Linked DNA regions of Mus musculus: region 1 is linked to region 2. The links are chromatin loops, found by intact Hi-C in ENCODE. Cell type or tissue: gastrocnemius. All regions are shown on one strand.

Region 1 (8,000 bases), 490 kb after region 2:
ACCAGCACTCACACATACACATATTCATGCGTGTGTGAGCACGCACACGCACACGCACACACACACACATATAATTAAAAATAACTCTTGGGGCTGGAGGCACAGCTCAGTGGTTAAGAGCATGCACTGCTCCTGCAGAGGACCTACACAGCCACCTGAAACTCCAGCTTCAAAGGATCCAACACCTTCTGGCCTCTGCAGGTACCCACATATAGACAGGGTTTAAAACAAATAAACACATGTGCACACGCATGCACACACACACACACACACACACACACACACACACACACACCCTTTTAAAGGAAAAGGTGGACACAGTTGGGCATGGTAGCACACGCCTATACTCCCAGAACTTGAGAGTCTCAGGCAGGTGAGTAGTATATTGGAGGCCAACCTGGGCAAGACTTTGTCTCTAAAAACAACAACAACAACAACAACAAAAAAACACCCCAAAACAAAACAAAACAAAAAAACATGACAGGCCAATTCAAAGCATAGCCTGCAAGAAGCCTCTGGCACTATCTTGGCCTCTAGACCTTCTGCCACCACCATGATAATGTGCTTTAACTAGCCTGCTGATCCAAAGGAGGTGAGAGACACTTGGGAGTTGATCCCCCTTACCCAAGCCCTGCTAAATCATTTTGTTCCCATCTATAAGAGCACAGACAGTAACAAGTAGCTGTTTTCACACACTGAGTTTTGGGGAAGGTTTGTATGCAGCATCACTGTTATCAAGACTGACTGAGCCGGATGGTGGTGGCGCACGCCTTTAATCTCAGCACTTGGGAGGCAGGGGCAGGCGGATTTCTGAGTTCAAGGCTACCCTGGTCTACAGAGTGAGTTCCAGGACAGCCAGGGCTAGAGAGACCCTGTCTCGAAAAAAACAAACAAAAACAAAAAAACCAACCAAACAAAAAAAGGCTGACTGATACAACTAAGCATACAGAGTAGCTCTAGCTGACCAGAGGCAGTACGCCATCTAACAGTGATGACAGCTATGATTAGTGTCCACACTGAGGTTAAATTAGCAAACTAATTCTTAAGAGAAGTTACTTGATCAAAAGCATATGGCTATCTAGATAACCAGCTTTCCATCTCTGTCCAATGTCTCAATGCTGAGATAGTTTATGCTTTGCATGTTTGTGCCATGTTTGAGTGATGGGCATTGAACCCAAGGCCTTATGCATGTGAGGGAAGCACTTTAAGACTATGTCACAGCCTCAGCTTGATGTGTGTGTATGTGTGTGTGTGTATTAATGCACACATCTGCCTGTATGTTTACATGTCCAACATGTGCATGCCTGGTGTCTGAAGAGACTTCAAGTATAGAATCCCCTGGAACTGGAGTCACAGATGTTTGTGAGGTACCTTGTGGGTGGTAGGAACTGAAGTCATGTTAGCAATGTTCTCTGCAAGAGTAGCCAGTGCTCTTAACCACCAAGCTCTCTCCAGCCTCCAGGCCCGGGCTTTGCTGTTTTGAGAGATTCTCACACTGTAGTCCAGTCTGACCTCAAATCTGCAGCCATCTCCACCGTGCAGCCTCCAAACACTGCGATTCTATGCCGGTCTCCATGTTCTACCAGGTCTCCTACTTCTCCACAGAGGCATACTCTTCCCACCTCACAACTGCCCTGCTCTCCCTAGCTCTCTTTGTAAGGCTGATTCCTTTATGTTCAGTTTTTGCGCCCCAGATATTGCCTTTCTTGACCATCAAATATAATGAATTCACCACAGTTCCCTCAGAGTCTCTGTAACTCTCTGCAAACTGATACTCATCTTCCTTTCCCCTCTCTTCCCATCTTTCCTCTAGCTATGGACCCTGTCTATATGTATCTATCATCCCCTTATCTATAGGTAGCTTGATTGATCAATCATCTATTCTTATTTACTACATATAGATTACGTATTAGTGAGGGGTAGGGTTCTCTTCCTGCTCTTCTTTTTCTTCTTTTGAGATAGTCTCATTAGACAGCCCTGGCTGTCCTGAAACTCACTCTAGCTCAGGCTAGCCTTCATCTCACAGAGACCTGCTTGCCTCTGCCTCCTGAGTGCAGGGATTAAAGCCTTACAATACCACGCCTGTCTCTTCTCCTTTAAAAAAATGTTTATCTGTTTTCTGTGTATGCATTCCTGTATGAGTTGTTCTAGACATGTCCCAGGAATTAAACTGAAGTTGCCAGACTTGGCAGCAAATACCTTTGCCCAGCTAGCCATCAGACTGTCCCCTGACTTATTTATTTATTTAGATAGCATCTTACACTGTCATCCAGATTAGCCTGGAACTCATTATGTAGCTCAGGCTGGTCTCAAACTTATGGCAGTCCTCTTGCCTCAGCCTCCTAACACTGGGATTAGAGGCATGCCACTACACCCAGCTGTCCCTAGTCTCTTCCATGATCCTAGAGCCATGGATGAAACATAGATGCTTAAGAATGACTAAACTAAGTCAGTCATGGTAGTACCTCCATTACGTGGGAGGCTGAGGTAGCAGGTTGGTAAAACCAAAGCTAACCAAACACCAAAACTAAAACAAACCAGGTGTCAGGATGGCTGAGCAGGTAAAGGCACTTGTAACCTGATGATCTGAGCCCCATCCCAGAGCCCTCATGGTGGAGAAGAGACGCGACTCCTGGCAGCTGTCCTCTGATTTCCACACATGCATGGTGATGTCTATTTCTAACCCCAGTAGTAAATAATTTAAAAAAAAGGATTACTGAAGCAAAGGACAAATGGCATCAGACGGGGAACTTCTGGAGGAAGGGTGTAGGGAACTGTTGTGGGACCTGTGTCCATTACTGCCCCAGGGGAAGCCTGGGCCTTCAGAGCCCAGCCACCTTGTCCAGGTTGTGTTAAGAGATGCTCTATGGATCCTCTGGGTGGGGAAGGGCTTAGGATCCCCTCATGCCAGTGGCCCTGCCTCTACTCACCCAGCAGTTTAGAAACACTAGAATGTGGGCATCCATACAGGCAGGGCCCACCTGCATCTGTTTTGTTGAGTCTCCCAGACTGGGCAGAGGCCACAGAAGGTCATCAGCACTTGGTCACTCTCTGTGTGGAATGTATGAATGCCAGGCTGAGGAGATGAAAACCACTCAGTCCCTCTCTTCTAGGGGCTAAAGTTGCAGTTAGTAACAAGCTTATACAAAACAGCAGAGTGGAATCAAGCAAACATAAACCAACAGCTAAGAAGGGACTGCTGAGGGGTAAGTACTGAAGGCGAAGGGAGGGGTCTCACATTCCTGGGTTAAGAATGACCCACTTGAGGGCAGGGAAGTGCAGGCCTCATTTGCTGTGGAGCCCCCTGCACATGCTCTGGCCTTGTGAATACCAAATGCAAGGCTGAGGCCATCAATTTAAAAGACAAAAATGAAAGATATGAAATGAGGCTCAGCAAGGATGGGAGAGCCCAAGGAGGCAAAGTCTTCCCAGTTGTATACCTAGGAGTATCTAGCACATGCCAGAATGATCTAGAAAGAAAGAAAGAAAGAAAGAAAGAAAGAAAGAAAGAAAGAAAGAAATGTCTCATCGATGAGGACTCTCAGGGAAAGAAACCATGGTGTCTTGTTGCTTGGAGATGGCCTAACTTAATAGCGGGCCCACTAATATTTGTTGATGCCCTGAGATACTTTTGGTCTAGATATGATCGATTTCTAGGGACCCTTCCCATCTGCTTGGCCCATTGCTGACTCAACCAACCAGTCAGCCAGCTTTGTAGAACCTGTGCCGGGCAAAGCAGCCTGGAAGTGTTTTCTATCAGCCACTCTCTTCCCAACGCCTTCATCTGCTCCACTCTGCTGGAGAGCCAGCAGCATCTAGAGAACAGTTTTGATTTGCCCCATCCCACCCCTATCCCAAGGCACACAAGGAAGTGTTTGGAGACATTTCTGGTTTTGATAGTTGGGAGCAGGGTTGCAGAGTACTAATGACCTCTTGTGCATAGAGCCCTAAGGCCACCAAACAACATAAAGTGCACAGAACAATCGCTCTGCCAATGACAAGACCACAAAGGTTAACCTTTGTGACAGGCTTGGGAAGCCCTGGCTTCAACTAAGCCAGCTCTGTCCATCTCTGCCTGGTAGACTCCAATGCCACGATCAGGTTGTGGGCATCATGAGGACAGACTCTGCAAGTGGCAATGAACACAGGGACTGTCATAGTGCCATGGATACACCATCATTGACCTACTGAATGAAAGAGACCTTTCTGAGCTTCCCTTTTCTTATTAATACAACCAAAGTCCCCCTTCACCTGGCCCTGCTTGCCCCATGCAGTGCCATCTGCTGTCCATTGCCCTTTCCAACGATCTGGGCTTGGCCTCATAAGATTCAGCGGAAGAGTTTTGGGAGAGAGGATACCACTTACTGTTGATGGACTTGAGGTCCCGGTGAATGATGGGCACAGGGGCATCATTGTGTAGATAGTTCATGCCCCGAGCCACCTGCACAGCCCAGTTGACCAGCACATGAGGGGGGACCCGGCGACCTGCCAGTACCCTGCTCAATGCACCTCCCCGAGCATATTCCATCACCAGGCAGAGGTTTGGGGGGCTGAGGCAGGCGCCCCTCAGGGCAATGATGTTGGGGTGCTGCAGGGCTCCAAAGAGCCGGGCCTCCTGGCGGACCTGCTCCGCTGTCACTGCCGGGTCCCGTTCAGGGTCCAGCCGAGCGGCCTTGACCGCTACTTCCTCTCCACGCCATACGGCGCGATAGACTTTGCCAAAGCCCCCGACACCGATGATCTCCTCCAGCTGCAGCTCGTGGAAGGGGATCTCCTGTGGCAGCTGGAGGTCTGAGGGTGCGGCGGGTGCAGCGGGGGCCACGTAGTTGCTGGGGAAGACGCCCACACGGCCGCTGGGCAGCTGCCCTGTCCACCAGCCCTCATCTCCAGACACCGCACAGTCCTGGGAAAGCACCTGGACGCGGTCGCCTCTCCGCAGGGTCAGCTCCTCGTCGCCCACCGCCTCGTAGTCGAACACGGCGGTCCACACTGGCCCCGCGGGGGTCGCGCCCCACTCTCTGGCCGCCGCCCCCTCCTCCTCCTCCATGGGGGAGGGGCCGGGGGCTGCGGGAGGCCGCTTCACGCAGGCTGCCCGCGGAATGCTGAGCGCGGGGCCGGGAGGCCGGGATGGGAGACAGTCCCTGCGGACCCCGGGGGGCTCCTGGGGACCATAGCTGGGGGAGGGGCCTCCGCTGGAGCGAAGGAATTAAAAAGAAAAAAAACCCCAAAAACCTAAAAAACACCTTTTTCAAACGATAGGACCGATCCCTCGGATTTGGCTGTGCAGGAGAGGCGTTAGGTTCACCTGTCCCCAACGATGTCAGGGCGCAGGGAGGGCCGGGTCGAGCGGGGCCCGCCGGCGGAGGCCGAGGCCGAGGGCAGCAAGCGGCCGCCCCTCCCCGCGCCTCTCACCCCGCGCAGCTCCACCGGCGGCCCCCGGCTCCGCATCCTCAGCCACGACCGCAGGGCCGGGCAGGGATGGCGGCGCCCCGGGGGCGGCCGCCCCGGGATGGGGTGGCGCGCCCCTCGGCCTCCTCACGCGAGGAACGCGTGGGCGGCCCCCATCCTCCTCAGCCGGCTCCTGGTCGGCCCCCTAAGTCCCTCTCCCCGCCGGGGCTCTTGGCGGTGTCCAGTGACGTGTTTATGCTGCCGCCGCGATGCCGCCTGGGAGTTGTAGTCCCAAGCTGCGAGGCCTTGGGTTCGTCCCAGGCTACATGAGCCCTGGTCCTTAGGCCCTATCTCCTATCAGGGCGAATGAACCAACGCTTTCTACAAGCCCTGCAGGAGACCCGTTCATGTTGGAGTTCACGGTAACTGACTCATTTAGCCAAGGGAAACATAGGAGCTGAATGAATGGAGATTACGGACCGATACTCCTAAAGCGGTTCGGACAAGGTTCGCAGGATAGTCTCTAGGGTCCCTGGCTGGAAGTGCATGCTGGGAAATGTAGTTCGTTCGTGGACCATTGCGCTCCTTGAACCACCTGCTTCAGAGAGCAATGGGTGACTGGAGCAAGTTAACGCACAGACTTGTGCTGCCTCTTTGGGCAGGAGCAGGCTGGAGGGCGAAGTGTACTGTCTCGAAGATTTCATAGCCAGATTTGCTTGCCTCACCAGCTATGGGATCACTGGCATCTGCAGTAAGAACTTGTCTATACTCTTCTGCCTCCTATAATGAGCTTCAGTTTGGAGAGAGGGGGCTGAAAGGAGGGGTTTCCGGGGGTGGGGGCTTTGCTCAGATGATGTCATTAAATCTTCACGAAGAGCCTCATTTACAGGTGACTCAGAGAAACAAACTCACTTTGTTCAAGATTGCTAAATTATAAATGGCAAAGCAAGAGTCAAGGGCAGTTTAAAAGAAATTGAAAAATTGAAAAACAAACACTGTCAGTGATCGTATTTTTAAATTGTGTGTGTGTGTGTGTGCGCGCGCGCGTGCGTGCGTGCACGCACCCAAAGAGGGCGTTGGATCTCCTGGAAACTTCAGTCACAGGCGGTTGTGAGCCACCCCATGTGGGTGCTGGGGACCCAAATTCAGGTTCTCCGCAAAAGCAGCATATGCCCTTTAGAGCTGACCCATCTTTGCCCCCTACGGTAACTAAGATTCTGGTTGAGTTTATTTGTGGGACAGGCAAAGAACTGACTGAGAGGGACAAAGGTGTGCGTGTGTGGAGCTTTATTGAGGCAAGCTGACAATCGCTGAGTTGGGAGTCGTTACAAGGGCTCTGTGTTTAGCATTTTATAAGACTTATGGGTCCTCTCATCTTAACATTTTGCCTAGGCATTTGTCCTTCTAACCTTTCTCTAAGGAAGGAAACAACCCTGGCAGGAAGGCCGTTTCTCTACCTGCCTATATATTTTTCTAACTTATCCTCAGCACCATGTTTTTAGAATGCTGCCTTTCTATGTATAGAATGCAGAAGGTGAGTCCTGTATAACGTCAGTGGCTTGTCCAAGAACTATAAACGTCAGGGGGTAGAATCCTGGGTCTTTCCAGTTTGGTGATCCTAAATGGCTTGAGACTCTGGATAGAGGAAGGAAGAGAAGAATTTTAAGAACTCTCATAGCCAGATTCTGAGACACTGATGCTAAAAGATCACAGGAAGTGATACTACTCCTGTAGCTGACTAACAAGTCTCCTGTTGTCTGCTTAGGGAAACTAGGGGTCTATCGAGAATGCTTGTTGGCTGGTGAGATGGCCAAGCTGGAGTTTGAGCCCAGAACCCACGTTGTGGAAAGAGAGAACTGACCCCTGCAACTTGTCTTCTTAGCTTCTCCATGTGCAGCTTGGTTGGCATTGAATGCCTGTGTGTGTGTGTGTGTGTGTGTGTGCGCGCGCGCGCGTGTGTGCGCGTGTGCACTCGCACACACTCACAGAGGTGGGCAGGGGGAGGAGAGGGTAAGAGGGGGGTGAGAGGGAGAGAGAGAGAGGCCAGAGGTGAGCCCTAGCTATCCTGGAAATTGCTATGTAGACCAGGCTGACCTCAAACTCAAGAGACCTGCCTATTTCTGCCTTCTGCTGAGATTAAAGGTTCAGATACCATGGTCGGCTACAAATCTTTTATTACTAAGACTTTCCCTCTTAACTGTGAGGTGCTAGTCCATGATGCTTTAAGATATTAGCTTCTTACTGATGCTGGGAAGTGGTGACGTATGCCTTTAATCCCAGCACTTGGGAGGCAGAGGCAGGCGGATTTCTGAGACTGAGGCCAGCCTGGTCTACAAAGTGAGTGCCAGGACAGCCAGGGCTATACAGAGAAACTCTGTCTAGAAAAAACAAACAAACAAAAAACAAAAACAAAAAAATCCAAAACAAACAAACAAACTACTGAAAATTGCACAACACCCCGCATGCTTGGGTTAGGCTGACACTGTTAGTCTGTTTATTAACATCTTAGGGGTGATTCAGTGTCAATTAAGCGTGTGGTTGGAACAGGGTGTCTCCAAACAGGGATCTAGCCTTGAGTGAGGAAAGAAACCTTGCTTGGCTTTAGATCTTAG
Region 2 (8,000 bases):
GAAACGGGGTGGGGGGGCAGTGCAGGGGCTCCTGGAATCCCCCCCATCCTGCAGACCTCTTCCTCCTTTTCTGTACCCCAATTCTCACTGCTGGGTTGGCAGAGAACTTAGCAAAGACCATCCACCAAAGCTAGAGGCAAGCCTATAGTACTAGCTTTAGTCAATGGTACCTGCTACCTACCCCACCTGCTGCCCCACTGACCCACACCATGACCACATCCGCAGTTCCAGGGTCCTGCCAGAAACTCACACTTATTCTCAATAAACTGGTGGAGAAGACATGATTTGCCAGTTCCAGCACTGCCAATCACCAGGAATTTGAAGAGGAAGTCTGAGCAGATGGTGCCGAAGATATCCAGAGGGAGAGAAAGACAAAGGGAATAAGAGAAGAAACAGAAAGTCAGAAGGAAAAGTATACACAAAAGTATAAATACAAAAAAGTATACTTTTGGGCTGGTGAGATGGCTCAGCAAGTAAGAGCACTAACTGTTCTTCCAGAGGTCCTGAGTTCAAATCCCAGCAACCACATGGTGGCTCACAACCATCTGTAATGAGATCTGATGCCCTCTTCTGGTGTGTCTGAAGACAGCTAGAGTGTACTTATGTATAATAATAAAAAAGTATACTTTTACACAAAAGTATAAATACAGCATGCATTTAAAAAAAGAAAAGAAAGAAAGAAAAGAAAACAGGAAAACTTAAAAAAAGAAAAAAATCCAGAAGTCTGCAGGGCTGTTGATAGAACTTGGGAAATCCTGCATGCTAGCCAACCTAGCCCAAGATGATTTTTTTTTTTTTTTTTTTTTTTTTTTTGAGACAGGGTTTCTCTGTATAGCCCTGGCTGTCCTGGAACTCACTTTGTAGACTAGGCTGGCCTGAAACTCAAAGATTCCCCTGCCTCTTCTGCCCTCCTGGGCGCTGGGATTAAAGGTGTGCACCACTACTGGGCTCAAGAGGACTCTTTTTTCTTTTTTCATTATTATTACTGATATTCGAAACAAAGCTTCACTATGTATTCCAGACTAACCTCGCTGTCCTCAAACTCCAAGCACTCCTCCTACCTCAGCCTCTAAAAGACTGTGCTGCCATCCTCTACTTTCTTCCTTCCTTCCTGTCTGTCTGTCTGTCTGTCTGTCTTTTTCCTACTCAGGGACTCACTATCTGGTCTTGAACTGCAATCCTGCTGCCCCAGCCTACCCACTGCTGTCTGTCTGTCTGTCTGTCTTTTTCCTACTCAGGGACTCACTATCTGGTCTTGAACTGCAATCCTGCTGCCCCAGCCTACCCACTGCTGGAAGTGCCAGCACACTGCACTTTTCTTTCTTTCTCTTTTTCTTATTTTAAGAGTATTACTTTGGCCAGGCAGTGGTGGCGCACGCCTTTAATCCCAGCACTTGGGAGGCAGAGGCAGGTGGATTTCTGAGTTCGAGGTCAGCCTGGTCTACAGAGTGAATTCCAAGACAGCCAGGACTGCACAGAGAAACCCTGTCTTAAAAAAAAAAAGAAAGAAAGAAAGAAAGAAAAGAAAAAGAGTATTACTCTGTAGTCCAGGCTGACCTCTAACTTGAAGCAGTCTTCCTGCCTCGGTTTCCCAAATGAGAGGGTTATAGCACACAAAATTATTTTTATATAGTGTTTACCATATACATGCCCATCACAGTCCTAAAGACTCATTTAATCATAAATAAAGCTCTAAAGATAAAATTATACAGCTCAAGAGATGGCTCAGCAGTTGAGAGCAATGACTGCTCTTCCAGAGGTCCTGAATTCAATTCCCAGCAACCTCATGGTGGCTTACAACCATCTATAATGGGATCCAATGCCCTCTTCTGGTGGCTCTGAATACGGCTACAATGTACTCATATACATTAAATAAATATTTAAAAAGGAAAGAAGGAAGTATACTAAGGACTTCTACTTTCCAGACTAGGAAAATGAGGCCAGAGAGGTTAACTGACGAAAGCAAGACTACACAGCTAGGCACAGCTAAGCTACAAACCCAAACTAAAGGTCTCCACAATGCAAGACCTTACCTGATGCATTTCAAAAGCCATTTCAACAAGAATTAAATCTGACCTCCATTCCTCTTCACTTCACCTCCTACCCCCTCTCACTCATTCACTCTGTCAAGGCCTCTGACGTTGGGCCTATGTCCTAAACTGGTTACCTCCTCTGGTAAGTGTGCACCAGATTCTGTGGCTTTTCTATGAGTGTTCAATGAATGGAGCTGTCTCTGATTGTCGTCAGAGATTTCTACTGCCTTCCAACCTACCTCTACCCACCTGACACTGTACATCCATACTGATTGCCTAACTCTGAACCTTGTCTCCCCATCCTCTGTCCAGAACCCCTGGCCTCTATCCTTAAACTTATGCCGCATTTCTTGACGCTAAGTTTCAAATCTATAACTCAAGAACATCACTCCAGCCCTCTCAAACCAGATCAGCCCACAGAGTGTGCAGGGTGCACAGCATCTGTGAGGCTCTCTCTGTAGTCCATAAAACCTGACCCTTGCTGGTCACCGTCAGCCCCGCCCTATCCACTCATGCTCCGCCCAGGAAGGCTTGCTTCCCTCTTCAAGGCCTACCCCCTACCCTAATCTACCAAGACTAGGTCCCTTAAATCCCGCCCTAGATCTTTTTAACCCGTACAGCGGCCTCTTCAAGCTCCACCCAAATCGATTAGCTCAGCCCCAGACCCACTTAGCCCTGCCCCGTATCCGGGCAGACCCCGCCCACCTGACCAGAAAGCCCCGCCCCACTTCCACATCCACATCCACTACGGGCCCAGCCCCCCCTGCTTCGGCCCATCAGCCTCACCGTAGGTCTCGGCCATGGCTCAGTGGCGACCGCTGAGGGCCGCAATATGGCGCCGCAGCCGCGCCTGTTCCTCGGCTGGCAGCCGCTCCACTCGGGCTGCAGCCTCAGCTCCTTTCCACTTCTGGACCCGGCGCCGCCACTTCCGCCTTCACCGCCCCCCCCCCTCCCGCGCGAGCCTCCGGAGCTGCGGATACCAGGCCACGCTCGCCCAACGCAGTGATTGGTGGATTCAGGAGGCAGTGGGCGGGATAAGCGGCGCGGATTGGTGGCATGAGAGGGGCCGAGTCAAAAGGGGCGTGACATAGAAGAGCGATTGGTGGAGCAAGTGGGAGAGGGCGGAGGCAGAGATGCTGCCCTAGCGGTGGAACGGATTTGGTCAAATATCGGGGAGCAGAGACTAGACTCCGTATTGGTTATACGTAGGCACGGGGCGGGGACAAGAATGCCAAGAAGGAGCAAGGGCAGGATGGACAGAGTTGGAAGAATGGATCTCAGGCTGCTGAGTGTAATTTCTAACCCCATAGACCGGAAAGAGGAAAGCTGAGGACACGCGCACATTTATCCCTATCTACAAGAAAAACCTCTGTTGGTCGGGCTCTGGGGTCGCGCATGCTTTCAACCCCAGTACTCAGGAAGCAGAGGCAGATGTATCGCTGAGTTCAAGGCCAACCTGGTCTACATAGTGAGTTTCAGAACAGTCAGGGCCTACATAGAGAAACCCTCAAAACAAAGACAAAACAAAAAAACTGTACGTTCTATGCGCTTCTCGGGATCTATTGGCTCATACCAATGATTCAACTCCCTTTAAAAGAGAGGAAAGCGTACATATATTGTACTGTTTACCCCCTTGCTTGGGGGTCCCAAACCTTACCTTGGAGCAAAGGGCTTGCAAAGTGAAATTCTGCCTAGTAGCCACTGACGTTACAACATTCAGGGCATTAATTGGCTATATTCAGAAACCCGTGAAACATTCTTTGCACATACCCACCCAACCCCAAAAACCAAAGAGACAAATAGTTTGCCATTGGCTGCTGTATTTGCATAGAGCCGGAAGGGTAACTGCAGGGATAGCGGTAGGCTGAGCTCACTGGCAGTAGAAATCCCATTGCTGAAAAAGAGTAGATAGAAAACCAACCAGTGATGACATTGCAATGCGCCTAGTGGTTCTAACAAAGTTATAGCTGCAAGGACTAGGTTTGATCACCCAGAAATGAACACATTAGCTTCCAGTACTGCACCCTCTGCCATTTCCCAATTAGAGATCACTCAGCACTGGGCAGGGCCTGTAAACTCAGCAGCCCTCAGGAGGCTGAAACTGGAGGCTAGTGATTTTGAGGCCAGCTTGGGTACATACCAACAACAAAAATAATTACTTCTCATAAACAGGTAAGCAAATAAAGGAACTATCATCCTACTCCCACCTCCACCCCCAAGACACTCACATCGGTCTTCATATCAATTTTGCCAGGTTTCAGAGTCAGGTCCTCCCGGACAATGCTACTGGGGAAATAGCCCAGGCGGGCTGCCAGGTCTCCATAGTAACCTCCCTGAACCTGGAGAAGAAGTTAAAAGTCCATCTGGGGAAACGGCACTTATGCTTGCTGAACGCCTGTGTACAATCTTCCCTCTTACTTGAATCTCAGCTTAAATGCCATTTGCTCATGGATAGAATGTTGCCACTACAACTAATCCTCACAATGTCATGTTTGCTGCCACTTTTGATGGCTTGCTGGTTGCCTGCCTCTACCCCTTTGTTCACTGTTGTATCCCGGGTATGAAAAAGAGCTTTGGCGCTAAGCTTCTCTGTAATTTCTAAAGAAAAAAAAAAAAAATGCAATAAGTAATAAAATGTCCTTCCTTCCCCCAAATCTCGTTTTCCCCTCCCCCCAAATCTTCCCTTCATATGGAAAACAAGGCTTTACAAACCCAAACAAACCCCACACCCTTCCCATTATCACTCTCTGAAGACTCACACTGCCTCCCCAGAAAAGGCGCCCACGGCCCTTCAACTTGGAGAAGACATACACCACTTGGCCCCTATATATAGTCAAGAAGCGGCAATCAGGGGCCACGTAGTCCTGGAGGGCCACAGCCATGGAGATAGGATCTGGGGAGGGAGAAGGAAATGACAGCAACTGCAAAACAGACTAGCAGTCCAAGCCTTCAGCCCCCTTCCCTTGTTCCCTGACTCTTACGGCTGCATTCCTCGTCCGCACACAGCTTCCAGTCAGCCAGCTTGGGCATAGCTCGATCAGCCCTGCTAGGCCCTGAAAAAACAGACAAGACGACGATGCCAAGGAGCACTGGGGACCACACCATCATGGACTGAGAATGACCAAGTGAAGAACGAGGTCTCTGGGCTCCTCCTGCCCTCCTTCCAGGCTGAATATCAAGGAAACCTGTGTTCTCGATCCTGTCTCCGCCCCAAACCAAATTTCACCCTCACCCACTCCCCAAGGTTGTTCTCCAGCCAGTACCATTTTAGAGAGAGGGTAAGGGCTATGGGCCAAAGAAAATGCCTACTCGAGCCCAAAGCAATTCAGGCAATTCCAAGTAGCGATCACCCCCTGGATAACTAGAGACGCAGATAGGCAGGCTGGACTATCTGATTCCACCTTCAAGTCGTTTTAGGTACCTGGACCCTCCAGAGACCAAGCTAGAGGAGCCAGTATAGAAAACCACCCTGGAATTTCCTGTGCTGAGGTCTGAGAACAAGGCAGTTCTTTGATTAGCAGCCACAGCCAGGGTTCCCAGGTACTGAGCAAACACTCAACGTCTGGCCTCAGGCTAGGCACTGTCCCACCTGGCTCACTGTGCACATTCACAGGCTACTTCCTCACTAGAAGCTAAGCTATTCTAGCTTATGAGCTTCAACCCACTCATCTATAAAGAAAGCAATGAAAGCAAACAACTGCTGCATGTATGTCTGAGTACTGCATGTGTGCCTGGTATTTTTAAAGGCCAGAAGAGGGTCTTGAGTCTTCTGGAACTGGAGCTACAGAGCTAGGTGCTAGGAATCAAACCTGGGTCATCTGGAAGACCCACTCGTGCTCTGCTCTTAACCGCTGAGCCATCTTTCCAGCCCACTCTTTTTTCTTGAGACACCGATCTACTACTGCACAGCCCTGGCTGGCCTGGAACTCCCTATAAAGACCAGACTGGCCTCAAACTCTTAAGAGATCAACCTGCCTCTGCCTTTCCAAACGTGGGTAAGGCATGCACCAGCAAATCATATGCATGTGTGTGTATGTACACCCACACAAAATATATATGTGTATATACTATATATATGTATGTATGTATATATACACATACATATATATGCATGTGTAAAAATCATATATGTATATATCAGGGATGGTCTGAATTGCCTCAGGAGTAGCCCTGACAAGCCCAGTTCACAAAGAAATTGAGCTAAAGAATGTATGTCTATGGTAACTGAACCAGGAAGGGGAAAAAAAGATTTATTTCAGGGTTTCTTAGTATCACTGTTATCTGACCTGACATGCCTCTTAGAAGGAGCAGTCCATGAACAGACGTGCAAGGAACAGAGGCCCAAAGAGCATGTTTAGTGACCTCACAAGGATGCAATCAACAGACTGAGGCTGAAACTATAGCTTAATGGTTATAGTTTGAATAAGGTGGTCCCAATAGGCTAGTATATGTGAATGTTTGGTTCCCAGTAGGTGGAACTGTTTAGGAAGGTTGGCAGATGACCTTGTTGGTAGAGTTCTGTCACTGGGTGTGAGCTTTTAAGTTTCAAAAGCTCAAGCCATGGGGGAGGGGAGAGGGGATTTTCAGAGGGGAAACTAGGAAAGGGGATAATATTTAAAATGTAAATAAAGAAAATATCTAATAAAAAATTTTTTAATGAAAAAAAAAGTCCAAGCCAGACCCCCCACCACACCCCCACACATTTCCTCTCCTTTTCACTGCCTCATCTTGCCAGGTTTAAGCTCTCAGCTATTGCTTTGGCATCATGCCTGCCTGCTGCCATGCTGTCATAATCACCACGAACTGATTCTCTTCAACTATAAGCAAGACCTCTAGTAAATGCTCTGCCTTTAATTTACTTTAGTTCTGGTGTCTCTTCATAGCAACAGGACAGGAACATAGTGGTTGAATGCCTGATAATCTTGGGTTCAATTCCCAAGCCAAAAAATAATGTATGATAATTTATAACTAAAATATATGTCAGGGGCCCAGGACTGAGCTTGTCTAGTATGTACAAAGCCCTGGGTTCAATGCCCAGAACCACAAAAACTAAAACAGTAAGACCACTGTAAAATAAGTGTAGGAGGTGATTTCCTTGAGAAGTTTTAGACACAAGTTGGTAAATAAATGAAGCTGGTAGCAGAGACCATGAGGTAGCATGTTGTTCTCATGTTTTGAATTTCCCAATTTAGAATACATCAAAGTGTTTCTTTGGGCAGTAGATATTTTACTGTAAATACTAGTTTCAAATCTTGGCACTGTGAAGATTCAAGGCATGAAAATCTGAAGGCCTCTGGGAGACAACTAACTAATACATAGGGGACTAAATGTAGCTCTATTGGTAGACTCCTTGGCCTGGCATCCGCCGGGCCCTGGGGTCCACCCACCGCACTAAATGACCTGGGTGAGGCAGTGTACCACTTACAATCCCAGGATTATTGATGTAGAGCTAAGAGGACAGAAGTTCACAATCACCCTCAGTTACAGTGACTTCAAATTCACATGCTTGTCTCAAAAAAACAAAAATATAACCCTCAGGGGCTGCAGTGGTTAATACTTGCTGCTCTTGCAGAGGACCCAAATTAAGTTCCTAACACCAATATGGTGGGGGCTCACAACCATCTGCAACACCAGTCACGGGGGATCTGATGCTCTTCTGACCTCTGAGGTTACACATGGTACATAAACATACTCGAAGGCAAAATACTCACACACATAAAATAAATCTAAAATTAAAAAGTAAGCTTCCAATATAGGGAACTAACTGCATGGTCAGTACTGCCAGCGATTTGGAGATACACAGGATACCTCATCTGCATAAGCCATGTGCAAAGCTGAAAATTCAGGCCTTCCTAGACAAAAGAAACAGGCAGGTACTCACGAGCCGGGCGTGGTGGTGAACGCTGCCTTTAATCCCAGCACTCGGGAGGCAGAGGCAGGTGGATTTCTGAGTTCGAGGCCAGCCTG

The links. A loop is a pair of places that touch in the nucleus more often than their neighbours do. Peaks named below come from ENCODE experiments on the same cell type or tissue, not always from the same donor. Only the 100,000 strongest peaks of a DNase experiment are listed, where the experiment ranks them.
Region 1: a loop joins it to region 2, with 5 times the contacts of the local background. A loop is called at or near these places in 2 of 42 quality-filtered maps.

What each region holds. Positions count from the first base shown.
Region 1 is chr7:27,668,978-27,676,977 of GRCm38, forward strand. Map3k10 (mitogen-activated protein kinase kinase kinase 10) reads right to left here and starts at 5,604. Exons shown (of 10, transcript NM_001290528.1): 1 at 4,366-5,604. The coding sequence starts at 5,047. It also overlaps a transcript of Zfp607b not described here. In gastrocnemius, no CTCF peak of the experiment used is centred here; DNase peaks (open chromatin) are centred at 4,319, 4,691, 5,008, 5,651 and 1 more place; H3K4me3 peaks cover 2,910 bases; H3K27ac peaks cover 1,721 bases.
Region 2 is chr7:27,175,908-27,183,907 of GRCm38, forward strand. It overlaps Rab4b (RAB4B, member RAS oncogene family), which reads right to left and starts at 2,976. Exons shown (of 8, transcript NM_029391.2): 1 at 2,820-2,976; 2 at 251-331. The coding sequence starts at 2,835. It overlaps Mia (melanoma inhibitory activity), which reads right to left and starts at 5,242. Exons shown (of 4, transcript NM_019394.3): 1 at 5,015-5,242; 2 at 4,793-4,926; 3 at 4,262-4,372; 4 at 3,834-3,927. The coding sequence starts at 5,138. The coding sequence ends at 3,904. It overlaps Mir3101 (microRNA 3101), which reads right to left and starts at 186; the gene lies at 99-186. In gastrocnemius, a CTCF peak has its summit at 3,169; DNase peaks (open chromatin) are centred at 2,787, 3,086, 4,342, 5,253 and 1 more place; H3K4me3 peaks cover 2,331 bases; H3K27ac peaks cover 3,433 bases.